Linked DNA regions of Homo sapiens: region 1 is linked to region 2. A link is a loop called in an ENCODE intact Hi-C map of the cell type or tissue named here. Cell type or tissue: lower leg skin. All regions are shown on one strand.

Evidence for each region. Hi-C counts contacts between places; a loop is a spot of excess contacts. Peaks named below come from ENCODE experiments on the same cell type or tissue, not always from the same donor. Only the 100,000 strongest peaks of a DNase experiment are listed, where the experiment ranks them.
Region 1: a loop joins it to region 2, with 2.6 times the contacts of the local background. A loop is called at or near these places in 65 of 110 quality-filtered maps.

The regions. Positions count from the first base shown.
Region 1 is chr14:65,228,381-65,230,880 of GRCh38, forward strand. No RefSeq gene overlaps it. Among named protein-coding and RNA genes, the nearest start is that of LINC02324, 7.3 kb to the left of the region's middle. RefSeq lists a silencer at 583-632. In lower leg skin, no CTCF peak of the experiment used is centred here; DNase peaks (open chromatin) are centred at 1,491, 1,871 and 2,251.
Region 2 is chr14:65,403,982-65,406,481 of GRCh38, forward strand. It overlaps a transcript of FUT8 not described here. Among named protein-coding and RNA genes, the nearest start is that of FUT8-AS1, 7.4 kb to the right of the region's middle. In lower leg skin, no CTCF peak of the experiment used is centred here; no DNase peak of the experiment used is centred here.

The DNA of each region.
Region 1 (2,500 bases), 180 kb before region 2:
ATAGATGAGGAAACTGAGGCACCGAGACTTGCTGAAGGTCACATAACTTGCAAATGATAGAGCAATTTGCTTCTAGAATCCACACTCTCAATTACTCACTGTACTTTTCCAACTATTGACTACCAAATAAGCCGACCCAGGGAGCCTGGTATCATTCATCGAATTGTTTTGAGAAGCCTAACTCAGGGATTGCTGAAAGGCAGAAGAGTGTAGTAAGATCAGTGAAGATTTGAGAACTGAAAGCCTGAGTGCAAAACCACATTCTACCTCCACTTATCAGCTGAATGACCTCAGGCAAATCACTTCTGTGACTCTCAGTTTAAACCTTACTTGTAACACCAAGTGATGGTGGGGTAGTGAAAAATCATGCCTGACTTATGGGGTTTTGGTGAGGTTGAAATGAGGTGAAGCTTTGGAGCATTTGGCAAACTGTGATGGAAGATTCTGGATGCCATGACACCTGGCTTCTGATTCCTTCCTCTGTAGAGCCAGCCCTTTAGCCCATCTTCCAGGACATAGGACTGTCACCTGCTCCTTCCTTAAAAGAGTCAGTGTGATGTAAGTTAGGATGATGTAGGTGTGTAGTGTGCTTGTTAGCATGGTGTAGGTTTGGTATGGTGTAAGTATTGTATAATGGTGGAAGTTTGGAATCTGATAGTAATCCGAATCCCAGCTCTGCTATTTCTACCTTTAAAAAAAACCCCCCACAAAACAGACCAAAAAACGGCCAGGTCATTGCATCTGTGCAAGGGCTCAGTTTTTTCATCTGTAAAATGGGAATAGTAAGACAGGCCTGTGGAAAGGGCTAAGGCATTGCACAGAAAATGCTTAGCACAGCCCAGCACGTGTTCGTGCTCAAAACATGGGAGTTAATTATTACTATTGAGTTTATGTGGGAAAAATAGAGCTATCCAAAGACGGGAAAAATAGAGCTATCCAAAGACAGGAAAAAAGAAGGTTGATTTGACTGATTTCACAGGATATTTATTATGAGAATTATTAGGTTTCTCCATCCACTCGAGAGAAAGTGAGAAAGCCTCAATCTGTCATTGTGTTCCTGTCTACATTCAAATTCCACACATCTTAGTGGGGGTTAAGGATAGGGAGGGTTGGAAGAGAAAATAGTTTTGGAAGCCATTATGGAAAGCAACAATGACACAACACAAAAGAGAGCTATAGCAGTGAACACCCATTGAATTCCTTAAATATAAACAAAAGCTTTATTTCTGAATCTTGCCTCCCTCCACCCCAATCAAACAAGAAGAATGTGGGGAGGCAGCGGAGGGGGGCTGTGAAGAGGGCTGGGTAGGAGTGCAGGGAGACAGCAGGGCTAAAAAGACCTCCCTCTGCAGCCGGGGGTGGAATATGCAAGGGGCTGGGCCGGGGCAGAAATGTGGGCGCGGAGGGAAAGAAGGTCGGAGCCACAGGGGAGGTGAAAGAGAAAGCCGGCTATGGCCTCCTGACTGAGCAGCGCGCCTGATCCGTGGCTCCCTTCCTCCGTGGGCCCGCCCAGCCCTAGGGGTTCACGGGAGAGGACCTGTTGGTCTCCCTGGCTCTGTGAGAACCACTTTACTTTGCTCAGGGGGCTTAAGTGCCTATTTGAAACTCAGCACTTGTTAACTTGTCACGGCATAAAAGAAGGGAGAGAGGCCTGACATTTTCCCAACCCCTGAAAGTGAAAGAAGAAAGGGCTCTTTACTTTCAGGGCCACATCCTGAATGACGGGGTCAGTGTCTGCAACTGATCCGTGTGGGCGCAGACTTCTAATTATTTCCTGGATAACCTGTTATCTATTATCCATCGGGCTGCTTGCCAGAGTATGCTAATGTCTCCATCGTTTCTGGTCTGGATTCTGAGGAGCGGGTTTTTGTTTTTTGTTTTAAAGGGGAAGTAGAGTTGGGGGGCAGGCAGCTGTAAGATTCCCGGTAGCAGGAAGGCTGTCCTCTCCTCTGCCGTTAGACTGCATGATGGGGAGCAATGCCCAGGAACCCACGCTGATGCCCCGCGGAAACCGGCAGTCACTCCTCTTTCTCTTGGCTACTTGACTTACGCTCTTCTGGGAGTCTTAGCTTTATCGGAAACTTCTGGAAAAGCTTCTGAGAGAGAAATGTTTTTCTGGACTGCTCTCATTTGCTTGGAGAACAAGGAAACTCTTCAAATAACGTTTTGTTTGGGGACAGGAGGGAAGGGAGGGAGTCAGAATTCAATAGGCCTGTTCTTCTGTTGAGTGGGGGCAGAACTTGGCTGTCATCCAGGTGAGCTCCGTATCAACCATCAGTTACACCCCTGGCCTCTATTATTTGTACTAAGGCACAATGAAATGTCATTGAGTGGGAGGAGTACACAACTATAGGGCATAATTCTTTTTCTTATTATAAAAATAGCATACTTCTGATTCAAGCAACAGAGTCAGAAAAATAAGTACATTTAAAACATTAAAAAATTTTTAAGGTATTGCATGTTTATTTTAAAAATTGAAACTCATACACTGTATACATGT
Region 2 (2,500 bases):
CCACCTCCCGGGTTCAAGTGATTCTCCTGCCTCAACCTCTTGAGTAGCTGGGATTACAGGCGCTAGTAGAGACAGGGTTTCACGATGTTGGTCAGGCTGGTCTCGAACTCCTGACCTCAGGTGATCCACCCGCCTTAGCCTCCCAAAGTGCTGGGATTACAGGTGTGAGCCACTGTGCGGGGCCAGATTTGTTTGTTTGTTTTTCTTTGAGACAGAGTCTCACTCTGTTGTCCAGGCTGGAGTGCAGTGGTGTGATCTCGGCTCACTGCAACCTCTGCCTCCTGAGTTCAAATGATTCTCCTGTCTCAGCCTCCTGAGTAGGTGGGATTACAGGCGCCCACCATAGCGCCCAGCTAATTTTTTTGTATTTTTAGTAGAGATGGGGTTTTGCCATCTTGGCCAGGCTGGTCTCGAACTCCTGACCTTGTGATTCACCCACCTCGGCCTCCCAAAGTGCTGGGATTACAGGTGTGAGCCACTGCACCCAGCGTTGTTTCTTTTTTTTTTCTTTTTGAGACAGAGTCTTGCTCTGTCGCCAGGCTGGAGTGCAGTGGCGCAATCTCAGCTCACTGCAACCTCTGCCTCCCGGGTCAAGCAATTCCCCTGCCTCAGCCTCCCAAGTAGCTGGGATTACAGGCATGTGCCACCACACCCAGCTAATTTTTTGTATTTTAGTAGAGACGGGGTTTCACCATGTTGGTCAAGATGGTCTCGATCTCTTGACCTCGTGATCTGCCTGCCTCAGCCTCCCCAAGTGCTGGGATTACAGGCGTGAGCTGCTGCACCCGGCGCCGGCCTTGCTCCTTTTTATACAGCCTTATTGATCCAGCCTAACTCAATATAGTTTATTAAATTGCAATGGTATTGTATCAATAGTATCAGAATTTATTAAACTGCAATGGTATTATTGTATCAATAGTATCAGAATTAGTGGCATATAACAGTAAAACCTAGATAATAGTGGCTTAAATAAAACAGCAGCTTACACAAAATAATTTTGGAAATGAGCAATCCAGGATTGGCGTGGAGGCTTGACAAAGTTGTCAAGGAGCCAGCTCCCTCCCAGTCACTATTATGTTATTCCCAGGGTACAGCTATCCTCCTCATGGTCCAAGATGGCTGAAAGGGCTCCAGTCATCACATCATCATGCCTCAGGTAATAGGATGGAGAGAAGCGATAAGAAGGGTGCATCTCCTTCATTTTCATGATTTTTTTAAAAAATGTAAGCACTGCACAATATTTCTGCTTAGATCTCAATAGGCAGAATTTAGTCATGCAGCCACATCCATTGCAGGGGAGACTAGGAAAAGTAAGATTTTAGTTGAGTTCCAATAGGACTATCCAGAAATGGGGATTTGTGATTATGGAAAAATGAGAAAAGATATAGGAAGGTAAATCTGAAGTGTCTTCTACTGGGAGCTTACATATAGTTAGTATCTTATAAAAATTTGTTGATTCACTTTCATAAACTTGATGGTCATATTCTTAGTGGTATCATCCAGGTCATTAATGAAAAGTAATACATCTAAAAATTTTTCCTCTTCTTATTTTTTTTACTTTATGATAATAGAGCATATTATTGCATTAATTGCATCTACAATAAACCTACCTGGAAATAGCTTAGGCAAGATGGAAACAATATTGGAAGGATACAGGGAAAGCCTAGAAACAGAGGAGCCTAAGCAGAAGAAAAGGCAGAAATTCAACTACTGGTCAGCAAAACCTGGAACTGAGAATTCCAGTATAAGGATACTTCTGTCTTCTCTGCTTCCTCTTTCCACTGACTTTATTCTCTAATGCAGAATGAGTTTCTCCACTTGGCAAATGACTAATGACTTCTCCCAGATTTTATATCTAGGTGAGGCCTGAGATAATCTCTCTTCTCACATCTATAAACATTCTGGAGGAATGGGTTCATTGTCCCATCTTGGGTCAGGTGTCCCCCTCTTGACCAATTAGGTGTGGGCAATGGACAGCGGTCACACAGCTCTCGCTGCCATCATAATAAAAATGTGGGCATGAGAGCAGTAGTTCCTATAGGAAAGGTGGGTGCTGGCCACACACTAATATAGGTATACGTTAAAATTATATGAGATGATAAAATACAGGTCGATGGTCTGAATTAAATGAATGGTAAAGGAGAACAGGATCTATCCTAATGCATAAAAATGGTTTAGCTATGAATAAACATCATTTAATAGGGCTGCAATGTATACAACATTTACTATATGTCAAGAATTGTACTAAGTGCTTTTTGTATGTTGAGTCATTTATTTTATACAACCCCATGAGCTAGGGGACATCATCCCTTCTTATAGATGGAAAAACCAGAGCTCAGAGAGGTTAAGTAACTTGCCCAAGGTCAGATTGTAACTGAGCACTGTTTAATGTGCATAGAGGCCAATGGCCAATACCATGGCACTGGCTTTTGAGAAAATAAAAGCTTTATTGCAAGTCAACCGCAAGGAGACAGGAAGATATGCTCAACTCTGTCTCCCT